Linked DNA regions of Homo sapiens: region 1 is linked to region 2. A link is a contact called in ENCODE Hi-C or POLR2A ChIA-PET data. All regions are on one chromosome and are shown on one strand. The core of a region is the stretch at or near the end of the contact, and the rest is flanking DNA. Distances in the headings are between cores, read along the strand shown. Region 1 overlaps FBXO42 (F-box protein 42). Region 2 overlaps EPHA2 (EPH receptor A2).

Region 1 (7,451 bases), core at 1,833-4,332, 150 kb after region 2:
ATAAATGAATCTTTATATGACACACAATGAAATGATTTTAATCAATACTATGAAGTAACCACACATAAAGTCCAATGTGATTGAAGAAATACAGTTTTTATTAATTCCAAAGGCCAGTGGGGGAAACTCAATAGTAGTATGGTCTTGGACTAGTCCCAAAGCAACAGATTGAAAAAGCATGGAAATCATTAAGTCCCAATATGTATCCAAGAGCTACCAAGGCATGCTGGTTGGAGCCGACTAGAAAACAGAACGGTAACATTTAAAAAACACCAGGATCTCTAAAAAAAGCCTTCTTTGATTAGATGATTGTATACACATCACCAGGCATTCCTAAGAAAAAGAGGCAATGACTATCAGAAGGGCTGTTACCCAAAAACTACAAAGACCAAAGCCAGAGTCTAGAAAAGATGCATGAGTGCTAAGTTCTGCCCCTTGCGGTCTCTATCCTTTGGAAATGACGATCACATTCCTTACAGTCTTGCATTTGCCATCTTGGATTTCAGGAAGAGGCCCAAGCAAAGCTTTCCTTGCCATCCATTTCATGCACGCAGGAGGTAAAAATAAAATAAAATAAAATTAAGTAAACAAAAAAGACTTCTCAATGTTCATGTGAAACTAACGGTTCAGTGTCATATAAAAGGAAGGGGAAAGGAAAAAGAAATTCACAGATTCAGGCCAGGTGCAGTGGCTCATGCCTGTAATCCCAACACTTTGGGAGGCTGAGGCAGGCGGATCATGAGGTCAGGAGTTCGAGACCAGCCTGGCCAACATGGCAAAACCCCGTCTCTACTAAAAATAAAAAAATTAGCCAGGCGTGGTGGCGCATGCCTGTAATCCCAGCTACTCAGGAGGCTGAGGCAGGAGAATCGCTTGAACCCGGGAGGCGGAGGTTGCAGTGAGCCAAGATTGCGCCACTGCACTCCAGCCTGGACGACAGAGCAAGACTCCATCTCAAAAAAAAAAAAAAAAAAACAAAAACAAAAAACACCAACAAGAAATTCACAGATTCATTGCCCTGTGCATGGCTTTAATGATCATCTAGCATATTTGTAGGTCTAATTCAGTTTAGCACACCAATATTTTTAAGGTCTCTTCTGAACTCTGGCACTAGTTACCCGAGTTCAGAAAAAGGGAAATGCTACTACTGTTGACTCATCCAATGCCACTACTATAATCACCTCTGTGATACACACTATACTAGCTCTGGGAATAAACTCCCCCCTCCCCCGCACCCCCCACCCCCCGCTTTTTGTTTTTTTTGAGACAGAGTCTTGCTGTGTGGCCGAGGCTGGAGTCCAGTGCCACAATCTTGGCTCACTGCAACCTCCACCTGCCAGCTTCAAGCAATTCTTCTGCCTCAGTCTCCCGAGTAGGTGTAACTGGGATTACAAGCACACACCACCACACCCAGTTAATTTTTGTATTTTAGTGAAGACAGGGTTTCACCGTGTTGGCCAAGCTGGTCTCGAACTCCTGACCTCAGGTGATCCACCCGCCTCAGCCTCCCAAAGTGTTGGGATTATAGGTGAGAGCCAATGCGCCCAGCCCCCCACCTTCTTTTATTTTCCCTTAATTCAGCCCTCCTGTTAGACCCCTGGGACTCTCTACGGTAAGAAGGCCAAGTCAGAAAACTGAGCAAGTTAAGAGGTAATGAAAGCAGTATGTTTAGTGCCTTAAACCCCATAATCTCAGTCAGTGGAAGGGTTAAATCCAAATTATCTGACCTCTGACACTGTGGAATAATGGAGCTGCAGGCTTTTAAAATTACCAAAGAAATTAGACAAAACAGATCTGAAGAAATAAAATACCATCTAGCCATCAATAGGCTCACACCTGCAAAATATTTATGGTATCCCCAGAACTCTACTAAGAAGTCAAGTCCAGGCCGGGCGTGGTGGCTCACGCCAGTAATCCCAGCACTTTGGGAGGCCGAGGCAGGCAGATCATGAAGTCAGCAGATCGAGACCATCCTGGCTAACACAGTGGAAACCCCATCTCTACTAAACATACAAAAAAAAAAATTAGCCGGGCGTGGTGGCAGGCGCCTGTAGTTCCAGTTACTCAGGAGGCTGAGGCAAGAGACTGGCATGAACCCGGGAGGCGGAGCTTGCAGTGAGCCAAGATCCCGCCACCGCACTCCAGCCTGGGCGACAGAGTGAGACTCCATCTCAAAAAAAAAAAAAAAAAAAGTCAAGTCCAATGAATCCATGGCTCACATGTCAGATCTGTTAAGAACTACAAATAACAGGCTGGGCACAGTGGCTCATGCCTGTAATCCCAGCACTTTGGGAGGCTGAGGCGGGTGGATCACTTGAGGTCAGGAGTTCGAGTCCAGCCTGGCAAACATGGTGAAACCCCTCTCTACTAAAAATACAAAAATTGGTCTGGCATGGTGGCATGCACCTGTAACTCCCAGCTACTGGGGAGGCTGAGGCAGTAGAATCGCTCGAACCCGGGAGGTGGAGGTTGCAGCGAGCTGAGATTGCGCCACTGCACCCCAGCCTGGGCGATAGAGCAAGACTCTGTCTCAAAAAACAAAAACAAAAACACCAAAGAACTACAAATAACAAAGGATCAAGTTAGAAGACATTAGACAAACAAAAGGACAATTACTGGAGCCACATTTTAATCTCCACTAAAGGAGCTCAACTCCAGATATCCTGGTCCTCTTAGACATATCTTGACCTAGTAATCCTAAAAAATGGGGCAATTTTGAAATGAGCCAACTGGTACCAGGTTGGCTCAGTAAAAGCACATTCTTCTCCTCTTGATATTCCAGACCTCCAGAAAAAGAAATTAGCAATGTCCTATGAGTTATTTATTTATTTTCTGAGATGGAGTCTCACTCTGTCACCCAGGCTGGAGTGCAGTGGCACAATCTTGGCTCACTGCAACCTCCGCCTCCTAGGTTCAAGTGATTCTCCTGCCTCAGCCTCCCAAGTAGCTGGAATTACAGGCGCCCACCACCACGCCCAGCTAGTTTTTGTATTTTTAGTAGATATGGGGTTCCACTATGTTGGCCAGGCTGGTCTCGAATTCCTGACCTCAGGTGATCCGCTCGCCTCGGCCTCCCAAAGTGCTGAGATTATAGGCGTGAGCCACCGCGCCCGGCCAATGTCCTATGACTTCTGAAACCTTAACTAGTGTCCATTATAACATTGCTTAATAAAACAAATCCATGATTTCATAACTAAAAGAGTCAAGGGTTTGTTACGTCTCCCAGTTCCTCACAGATAACTTCTTGGCAGCTGCTTCCTTAGTGTAGCAAAAGAACACAGTGCCTGTATTTTTCAAAAAGGTAACAAACATTTTTCCTTTTTAATTTTTTTTCCTCGAGACAGAGTCTTGCTCTGTCACCCAGGCTGGAGTGAAATGGTACAATCTTGGCTCACTGCAACCTCTGCCTCCTAGGTTCAAGCAATTCTCCTCCTCAGCCTCCCGAGTAGCTGGGATTACAGGCATGTGCCACCATGCCTGGCTAATTTTTTGTATTTTTAGTAGAGACGGGGTTTCACCATGTTGGCCAGGCTGGTCTCGATCTCCTGACCTCGTGATCCGCCCGCCTCGGCCTCCCAAAGTGCTGGGATTACAGGCACGAGCCACCGCACCCAGCCCACATTTTTCTTCTCTATTTGGACTGAAAACCCAGCCAACAGCGGGGCCCTGAGGTCCTTACCACATGTATTTTAATCCCACACTAAAATAGGGCAATTGGCATTTTCCTGCTTCTCTTGAGCAAACAAAGGTTTCTGGAAGAGGAAGGCACAGCCCAAAGTATGCAAAGCTAATGGCACTAAAATGGCAAGTTTCACACACTACTGTATTTTCAGTGACCAGCAGTCAATTATCAACAAAGTTGGGAGAGGAAGGGAGTCAGTTTAGGCAGCTATATTTAGAACTCAGATATAATGGAATGAGAAAATAACTATCAATAATACGCTTAATTATTATTATTATTATTTTTTTGAGATGGAGTCTCGCTCTGTCACCCAGGCTGGAGTGCAGTGGCACGATCTCGGCTCACTGCAACCTCCGCCTCCTGGGTTCAAGCGATTTTCCTGCCTCAGCCTCCCGAGTAGTTTGGACCACAGGCACGCGCTACCATGCCCAGCTAATATTTGTATTTTTGGTAGAGATGGAGTTTCACCATGTTGGCCAGGATGGTCTCAATCTCTTGATCTCGTGATTCACCTGCCTTGGCCTCCCAAAGTGCTGGGATTACAGGCGTGAGCCACCATGCCCGGCCACACTCAACTATTTTAAGCACCCTAGCCTACTGAACTTTACTTATTGCCTATTTTTTATTTAAGACACCTATAGATTGATCTGAGAGGGGCAGGGGCAGGGAGGAAGACCCAACAAGTTCAAATGAACCTTTTAGGAAAAAGAATTTGAGCAACTCCCAGTGCTCCAGTAGTAATTTCCCTTTTCACAAGTTCTCAACCTAAATAGAAAATTTTCCTTTCAGAACATCTAGACCACTAGAATGTGCTATACAGTTACAGCTCACAGTACAGTATGAATACTGGGCTAACAAATAATACTGAGAGTGTCTATTCCAACTGGTAAATCTCTTCAAGTTTTCTGAAATGGGCTTAGTTTACGACACATACTAATCATCCCTATTAAAATACAAGTCAAATAGTCACAATTTAATTACACACAGAGCAAGCAAACAGTTCTTCACAGTTCTGAATACTTCTCCACTATTCTATAATCATCTCAAGTGCAAGATCTTCCAGTAGTTTCATCTTTTCCATGGTGTATGGAGCATTCAATAAATGCTCACTAAATGAATGATATGCTTTTGCATTTTCAGACGTCAAATTCTCTTTTGTTTCTTCACCTGTCTCCAGGGAAAGATCCTGAGGCATTTATCCCATGCTTAAAGAGACTATGCTGTCATGTGTCTCACACCTACAAGCCAGAACATATTTGATAAGGTCTCTAATTACGTAACTATGAAGAAGCAAGGGCGGTTATCCAGTCTGGGCCTGCTGGCTCCTGCAGGAGCATGATGAGCATTGTGTATGAAACTACCTGACTATATGTGACACCTACAACACTGAAACATTTTTCAATGCATGATGTTGGGGACTCAGGAGACCCCCTACATCAATCTGAAAAGGACATTCTACATTAATTAAAGCTTGCATGATTAGCTATGCACACATTCACCAAAAAGCTAGAATTGGCCTTTTTTTTTTTTTTTTTTTTTTTGAGACAGAGTGTTGTTCTGTCACCCAGGCTAGAGTGCAGTGGCATAATCTTGGCTCACTGCAACCTCTGCCTCCCAGGTTCAAGCGATTCTCCTGCCTCAGCCTCCCGAGTAGCTGGATTACAGGCGTGCGCCCACCACGCCCAGCTAATTTTTGTATGTTTAGTGGAGATAGGGTTTCACGATGTTGGCCAGGCTGGTCTCCAACTCCTGGCCTGAAGTGATCCACCTGCCTTGGCCTCCCAAAGTGTTGGGATTACAGGGGTGAGCCTCTGCACCTGGCCCTAGAATTGGCCTTTTTACTTCACCTGACTTTTTTGTCCCAGACTTTTCCATAGGAAAGATACTATACTGTGCATACCTTTGTTGCACTTAAGTCCACAAAAATTATTAGGTATCAAAATATATTGATACCAAATTTATTAGATATCAACTATGAACAAGGTGTTGTGAAACAGTACAAGAAGGCTGGGTGCGGTGGCTCACACCTGCAATCCCAGCACTTTGGGAGGCTGAGATGGGCAGATTTCTTGAGCCCAGGAGTTTGAGACCAGACTGGGCAATAGGGCGAAACCCCGTCTCTACTAAAACTACAAAAATTAGCTGCGCGTGGTGGCAGGCACCTGTAATCCCAGCTACTTGGGAGGCTGAGGCAAGAGAATAGCTTAAATCTGGGAGGCAGAGGCTGCAGTGAGCCAAGACCGCGCCACTGCACTCCAGCCTGGGTGCTTGGGTGACAGAGTGAGACCCCATCTCAAAAAAAAAAAAACAACAAAAAAAAAAGAAACGGTACAAGAATGTCTAAGACATGGAGCCTGTCTATCTTCAAGTAGACGACAATCTTGTGGGGGAGACATCATCATCATCCTACTTTTTTACAGCTTAAAATATATACATATATTTTAATTTTAAATAGAGATGTTGCCCAAATTGGTCTCAAACACCTGGGCTCAAGTCATTCTCCTGCCTCGACTTTAAAACATATTTTTACAAGTGTTTTCTTAAATGCATTTCTCAGCAATCTATGGCACAAACAGAATTTGTCATATCCATTTTTCAGACAAAGAAACTGTGGGTCAGACAAGCCAAGAAACTTGCTTCCCACATCCAAAGGCCTTTCCTTTTTAGCATGCAGCCTCTCTCACACAGATAATAATGGCAAAAGACAGATGGTAATAAATAATGGAGGAAGGTATGAATAGTATATTAGGGAAGCAGAGAGGAAGAAAAGAGCTTAATATCTACGGCGAGGAATCTGAGAGAAGTTGGTAAAAAATGTGGCTTTTGATTTTATCTTTGAGATGACTTTTAGAGAACAGGACACTTTCAGTCCATTAAGAAGGGCAGGCCGGGTGCGGTAGCTCAACGCCTGTAATCTAGGCACTTAGCAAGACTGAGGTAGTGTATTAGTCCATTTTCACACTGCTATAAAGAACTATCCAAGACTGGGTAATTTATAAAGGAAAGAGGTTTAACTGACTCACAGTTCCACATGGCTGGAGAGGCCTCAGGAAACTTACATTTATGGTAGAAGGCAAAGGAGAATCAAGCAACTTCTTACAAAGCAGCAGGAGAAAGAGCACAGGGGAAACTGCCACCTTTTTTTCTTTTTTGAAACGGAGTCTCGCTCTGTTGCCCAGGCTGTAGTGCAGTGGTGCAATCTCAGCTCACTGCAACCTGCACCACAGGGGTTCAAGCAACTCTCCTGCCTCAGCCTCCCAAGTAGCTGGGACTATAGGCACCCGCCACCAGGCCCGGCTAATTTTTGTATTTTTAGTAGAGACGGGGTTTCACCATGTTGGCCAGGCTGGTTTCAAACTCCTGACCTCAAGTGATCCGCCCTCCTCAGCCTCCCAAAGTGCTGGGATTACAGGCGTAAGCCACTGCGGCCAGCCGAAACCGCCACTTTTAAACCATCAGATCTCATGAAAATTCTTTCACTATAACAAGAACAGCATGGAGGAAACCGCCCCCATGATCCAGTCTCCTCCCACCAGGTCACTCCCTTGACACATGGGGATTACCACTGGAGGAGATGAGATTTGGGTGGGGACACAGAGCCAAACCATATCTGGCGGGCACACTGCTTGAGCTCAGGGGTTCGAGACCAGTCTGGACAACATGGCAAAACACAATTAAAAATTTCAAAAACTAATTCAAAAAAGAAAAAAAGGGAAGGGCAAATAAGGAAGTTTAAGACATAACAAGGAGGTTCATGTGGCTGAAGTCT
Region 2 (6,762 bases), core at 519-3,018:
TTTCACACACACCCTAGGGAGCTATCTGCAGGCACATTCCTCCACCATTGATAAGCACCACTCCCCACCTCAGCCCCCGCCTACCGCTCCTGTCCTGCCTCCAGCCTTTCATCTTCTGTTTGCTTTCCCTCGCCTCCTTCCTTCCGTTCTGGGGACCCACTTACCTCCAGGAGGGAGAGAGGGAGGGAGGGAGAAGCCGGTGCCCGCCCAGCGGAGATGCCAGCGCCTAGCTTTGCCCCCAGTGTGAGCTGAGGGTGGGGCAGACAGGGCACAGAGGTGAGAGCCACCATGGGGGGCTGGGGGTGCTGCCACCGTGGTCCCACCTCTGTAGGCCAGAAGAAACATCACAGAAATAAGGCCTGGTGGGACTTCCCAGCAGGGGACAAAGCCTGCGAGCCACAGCCAGCAGCTCCCAGAGTCTTCCACCTGGGGGACCAACTGTGATCTGATGAAACAGGAATCCTGCCAGCAGCCCCTGCCATGGCCCGAGACCACCCTGTCTAAAGACCACCTTAACCACAGACATACCCTGGCCAGGGGACTCCTCCCTGTCAGCTATGGACTTTAGGCCACTGGGGCTGTAAGCAGTGGGACCCCTCCTCACCACACTTGTGTCACACAGTCAACAGCTTCCCCGGTGTTCAGACTGAGCCCCAGTGGGAAACCACAGGAGGGAAGCTCGGATCACCAGGTTGACAGCGTCCTTCAGGGCCACAGGTCCAGCCCACTCATTTTACAGATGGGGGTGGGACCCCAAGGGGACCTGCTAAGGTCATACAGCCTGTGGGTGGAAGGACACACACCAGGGGCAACTGCCTTCCTGTGCCAGGCCCCCGTTCTTTTGGTCACTGTTCACTGCTTCCTCTCCGGACCTCAGTTTCCTCATCTGTAAAATGGGGATCAAGTCCTCATCCTCTCTGGGTTGTGTGTGAAGATGGAAGAAAGCCCTGCTTATGAGATGTCCAGCATGGTGCCTGGAATGCGGTGTCCCTATGAACTAGGGGATCATGAAACTACAGTAGGGAGGGGACCTCCCCAAGGGGCTGGGCCCCTTGAGGGAGCAGGAGCCTCTCAGGAGGGAATCTCCAACTCCCCACAACCCCAGCTCTGGCCTCCCAGCTGTTCAGCTGAGCCACTGGCCAAGGCTGCTGGCCACCTGCTCACCTGACCAGCGGTCCCCAGGGCTGAGGCGCCAGCAGGGGCCCCGCCAGCTGCTGAGGCCAGCACAGGAAGCGGAGACATGGAGACAAAGCAGCCCCCGGGGGACAGCGGTCAGCCCGAGCGACTCCACTGTCCCCGCAGGCAGGGCCGGGGGCAGGGCGGGGGAACCAAGGGAAGCTGGCTCATTCCTGACATAGTTCATGGGAGCGCTCCGGGCAGCGTGCCCACCTGCCGCACACAGCACCTGGGAGGTGCCTCCCTTCCTCTGCCCACTTAACTCTTTCCTGAGCTCTGGGCTTCCTGGGGAAAGAACCCTGAGGAGAAACGGACAAACTGGGAATAACCTAGACAAGGTGCCAGGTGACCTCAGGGTGCCCCGCCTCGCTCTGGGTCTGGTTTGTCACCAGCAGGAGCCCCAGTGAAAGAATCTGGGTCTCCAGGCCTGGGGAGGGTCCGGCAGGGAGGGCAGACCCTGTGCCTCCCTCTGGTTCTCCCTCAATGTACCCAGCAGTGCCCTCTCCAGGACCCCTGCCTCCAACAGAGCCCCCAAGCCCCTGCAACAGACCCTGCCATCCCCAGGGCTGGCCAGAGAGCCTACCCCAGGGCCAGGAGCTGAGTCAGGGATTCCAAAGGAACTGGTCACTTCCCGCCCCATTTCCTGACCCATCCTGCAGCCTGGGCGCCGCTGCACCGCCTGGATTCAGATCCTGATGCAGCCACATCCTAGCTGTGTGACTTCAGGCAAGCCTCTTTAGCTCTCTGAACCTCAGTTTCCTGGTCTATCAAATGGGATTGATCACAGTCCCTGCCACGCAGAAAGGCGGTGTGGATTCCGCTCGCATGTCTGATAAAGCGCTTGCTTGGCTCAGCGCCTGCCCCTCGGACGACACCCGTCTACGGTAGCGACTGTCATCACTTCCAGCAGCAGCATGGCCAGGGGCTGCTGAGAGAAGTCTAGAGGTATAAAGAGGAGCCAGCCGGGCGTTCCTGGCATCTCGCGCACCGGCACCCAGCCACACTGAAAGGAATTTTGGTGGGAGGATCCCGAGGAGGAACAATCCGGCAGTAGGTGACTAGCGATTGACAGGGTTCCACGAACTAAGTCGGAAATTTCGCTCTTGGAAACTTGTCCTCCTGCTGGGCTGATCTTCCCAACAGGGGGCTGCTCGGCTCTCTGCAAACAAAATCTGCCAGAACCCTGACCCCCCACCTCTAGAGGAGGGAAGGCTGCCCCGCTTCCTGGAGAGACACCCCCACCCCAACCGTCCACTTATCTCTGCGGGGCCTGCCTCACCAGCCTGTGGAAAGTTTTCAGCTGCCCCTCACCCCCACCCCCGCATTCTTGTGCGAGGATGTCATGTGGGAGGAGCCTGCTCGCCCCACTGGGCTGCCTCGTCCCGGCCCCCTCAACCGCACTCATTGTCTGAAACTGAGAGTATGCATTCGAGGTCACCTAAAGCAGGGGCCGCCTGGGGAAGGGGGGCTCGCTCAGCAGAGGGGAGCTGGGAAGACAAGGGGGCGATGGCATGGGCCGGAGCAGAGCCTACACCACAGGCTTATGGCCAGAAAGCTCGTAGGGAACTTCTCATCGGGGGGTTTACAGACCGTGTTAAGTAAGGTTCTGAGGACTTGCTTTAGGAGGCAAGTAGGGCCCATCACAAAGGGCTTCAGTGTCCTCCAACCCTTCAACCCCCTCCAGGGGCTGCAGGATCCATGGCTAGAAAACAAGCATAAAGTCTGCTGGTGCTGTTGAACTTTCTCATTTTACTCAAAGGAAACCCAAGACCAGAGATGAGGGGGGAGTTAGCCAAGGTGTGTGCAACGCAGCCACTAAACCTCCAATTCCTTAACGTCCCGCTTATCTCAGCAAAGAAGCTGCCAGAGAGAGGGAATGAGCCAGCCCTCCAAAGGTTGGCCTGCATTCCACAAATGCTCTGCCTCATGGCCATTTCCAGAAAAAGTCACCCATTGAAAATCCACATTGCTGTGGAGATTTCCGCTGTCACAGGCCCTGGCCACACCACGCCACGGCTTCCTCCATGTGAACTCACTAATGCCCAAGCCTCATTCCCCAAGGAGAGTCTGAATGAATTGGCCCTTTTCTGGGCCCAGTGTGTCATCTATAGAGGCCCCAGTGGAAAATCAATAGAGGTCCCAATGGGAAATTTGTGGCCCTGGGGACATTCAGACAAGAAAGGCAGACCCTTGGCCCCCCTCCAACCTCTCCCTCAACAGAAGCATTTCCCAAAAGCTCCGCGGGTGATCCTGATATGCAGCCAGGGGATGTGCACCCCGGGTCCAACTCAGTCACTTCTATGTACGAAAGAGGAGTTTGAGGCCCAGGGAGTTTAAGTATCTTGCCTAAGGCCACATAGTGAGCTGATAACAGACATGGAACTTGCTCCTGGTACTCCACCGTGGGACCACAGTGCCGCTGTACCAGAGCTACTCAGTATACATTCGTGGGATGAATCAAAAATAACAGCCACATTTAAAAGTACTCATGTGGCAGGCACTGACCTAAGCACTTTACTATTAAGTCATTTGATTATCACAGCCACCCTACGAGATAGACGCTATGATCCTCTCCATTTTACAGATGAGGAAACCCAGGCACAGAGAGGTCAAGGAAATGGCCTAAAGCCACACAGCTAAAAATGTAGACCTGGGATTTGAACACAGGCATTCTTGTTTCAGAGTCATCAATCATAAACTCCACATTCTGCTGTTTCTCAATTCATTCATTCTTTTTTTTTTTTTCAGACAAGCATCTCCTCTGTCACCCCAGGCTGGAGTACAGTGGTGCGATCTCAGCTTACTGCATCCTCCACCTCCCGGGTTCAAGCAATTGATTCTCGTGCTTCAGCCTCCCAAGTAGCTGGGATTACAGGTGCATGCCACCACACCCAGCTAATTTTTGTGTTTTTGGTAGAGACGGCGTTTCATTATGTTGCCCAGGCTGGTCTCAAACTCCTGGGCTCAAGTGATCCACCCACCTCAGCCTCCCAAAGTGCTGGGATTACAGGCATGAGCCACCGTGCCCAGCCACAATTCATTCATTCTTAATGAATGAGTTAGTCCAGCCTTAATAAGGAAACTGATGTCTGGGAAGGATCTATAATTTCCACTAACAGAACTAATGTGTGTCAAAGCAGGGATGAGCTTACCAAGATTCCATGATTCCAAAGCTAAAGACCAGAACCTGGGAATGCAGAACCCCCTTCCCTGCAACCCAGAACCGTCACTCACCCTGGCAGGCATCCTCCACCTTCTCGTAGCCTGCCTGGCACAGGCACTGCCCAATGGGCACCAGCCACTCGCCATCCACTGCACAGTGCATACGGGGCTCTTCACCCCCCGGTGGCACCACGGCATGGTCCACACAGGTGCCGGCCACAGTGGCCAGGGAAGGTGCATCAGAGCCGGCGATGGTCTCAGGGAAGTGGGCCAGGCCCTGCAGCAGCTCGGGGCACTTCTTGTAGTAGACACGGACGGAGAGCAGCGCCACACAGGCACCGATATCCTGGAAGGCCAGGTAGAAGCCTTTGCGGGTGAGCGGCCCCACGGAGCGCTCCTCCACGTTCAGCTTCACGTGGCGTGCCTCGAAGTCGCTGCTGACGGTGATCTCATCGGGCGCAATGGTGTCAATCTTGGTGAACAGGCGCTTCTGGAAGTTGGTGCCGTAGTCCAGGTCCGACTCGGCATAGTAGAGGTTGAAAGTCTCCTTGCAGGAGCTGGCGCCACCAGGGAAGCTGTTGCAGTCACGTACAGTAAACTTGAGCTCAATGAAGATACGCTCAGCCTCTCCTCGGTACACCCAGTTGGTGCGGAGCCAGTTGTCCTGGTCGCCAGACATCACGTTGCACACGGAGTACATGTAGATCGGCATGTCATTCATGATGTTCTGCATCAGGTCCCACTGTGGGGGGAAGATACAGGTTAGTGTGGGCAGGTGCCTGGGGAAACTGAGGCCCAGGTGGCAGAGTAGGGCACTAGGAAGATGCTTTCCAGTTCGTGCTCTCCGGGTTCTACGGTGAAGGAAACTGAGGCCTGAGGCGGGTGGGGGCTGCATCCATAAGTGGCTGAGCTGGAATCTGGCCCCTGGTCTTTCTGGCACATGTCTGGAAGCCAAACCTCTCTATTAGGTTGTGAGCCTGCAGGTGGAGTCCGGGACTCCATGTGACCTCAGGTGGGTTATGCTCTCTAAGCCGCAATTTCCTCATCTGTACAATGGGAGCAAGACCCCCTACCTCACAGAATTGCTGTGAGGATAAAGGACAGAATGTCTACACTGGCTGAACACAGTGCTTGGCACAAGGTAACAGGCATACGGGCAGCCAGTATGATTATTGTTACTCTTGGTATTATTCACCATGCACCCATGTGTGTTGGCAAACGCAGGAGTGGCATTAAGTCAAAAACAACGGATGATGCTCTCCGTCATTTAGAATTTGGCTTTGCAGCAGATGAACATGTTCCTCCCTCCCTGGATCATAACTCAGCCTTCTCCAGAAAGAATTCCCAGGTTAGGCTACAGTTGGGCCAGGTGCCCCCCGCCACCCAACTCCCAAAGTTGCCATGTTCCCTTTACCCTGTACCCCTTGCCATTTACCAAAGTGCACTTGGCACGGCACATGGGGACACCCACATCTGGGCTCCCACATGAGATTCTGAGCTCCTCAGCCAGAGTCTGCATCTAATTCACCTGTGTCCTGTGTCCCGAGAGCCGGCCTGAGACAGAGTAGGTGCTCAGGGAAGCGTTTGTTGAATGAATAAACAAAAGAATGAATGAAAGCACAGGGGAGGAGGACAGAGGCCCGGGCTATACTGTGTGGCGTTGGCCAAGGCCCTACATGCCCTTGGGCCTCAGTTTCCCACTCTGTATAAAGACTGGGTTGTATTAGGTGACCCGTGTTCCCTCCCAGCTAGACTTCCAGGATCCTAGAAACCTGCTCAGGGCTACACCCCAGCCAAGCCTGCCCAGAGCTAGGGTGACCGGGGACAAGAACTCGACTCATGCAGATCTGGCCAGCTCTGGGAACTATTCCAAGTAGCCCCTGGGAGACAGCCCCCTTTCTCAGCTCAGGGTCCCAGGACAAACTCAGCAAGGGCCCATTGTATAGAGAGGGAAACTGAGGCCCCGAGAGCCACATCTTCCCCAAGATCACACAGCAGACACACACAGCCAGGGGAAGAACCCCCAGCCCCTGCCCCCATTCCTGGTCACATCAGGACGGCATAGAGGGGAAGACCTGGGTGAGAATGAGGCAGAGAAATGCAGCCCCCCACAGGAAGGGGAAGCAACAGCTAGAGGTGGGAAAGGGGCGGGCAGGAAGGAACTTGATCAGGTTTTCCTGTTCCCTGTCTCTTCTTCACCCCTCACCTCCTGGGCTGAGACCTCAAGACAGGGGGCATCTTTAACCCCTTCCCTCCCAAGAGGTGGATGGGTGGTGCCAGAGATCCCTCTGACTGTCAGCCCTTCTGGAACATGGAAGGCCCAGCTCCGCTAGGGCCTTCTCTGTCTCCCCAGTTCCCCCCACCTCTCAGGCTTACACCCACACCCTCGTACCTTCCCACGCCCATCCAGCCCTGGCCTGGGCC

The links. Hi-C counts contacts between places; a loop is a spot of excess contacts on that map. ChIA-PET counts read pairs that join two places held with the same protein, here RNA polymerase II (POLR2A). Pooled maps may share reads with other maps.
Region 1: a loop to region 2 is called in a pooled map, with 2.4 times the contacts of the local background. The contact joins two enhancer-like sites. A Hi-C loop is called at or near these places in 2 of 50 pooled maps. POLR2A ChIA-PET finds 5 or more read pairs at or near these places in 2 of 52 experiments (GM10248 and naive thymus-derived CD8-positive, alpha-beta T cell).

The regions. Positions count from the first base shown.
Region 1 is chr1:16,295,694-16,303,144 of GRCh38, forward strand. All of the region lies in intron 3 of FBXO42 (F-box protein 42), which reads right to left. Among named protein-coding and RNA genes, the nearest start is that of FBXO42, 53 kb to the right of the region's middle. Within about 2 kb of position 3,083, at least 6 of the 41 ENCODE cell types and tissues checked have a DNase peak (open chromatin) inside an H3K27ac peak, as active enhancers do.
Region 2 is chr1:16,143,968-16,150,729 of GRCh38, forward strand. EPHA2 (EPH receptor A2) reads right to left here. Exons shown (of 17, transcript NM_004431.5): 3 at 4,411-5,080. Among named protein-coding and RNA genes, the nearest start is that of EPHA2-AS1, 7.9 kb to the right of the region's middle. RefSeq lists enhancers at 1-410, 411-939, 2,525-3,053, 6,279-6,762. Within about 2 kb of position 1,769, at least 33 of the 41 ENCODE cell types and tissues checked have a DNase peak (open chromatin) inside an H3K27ac peak, as active enhancers do.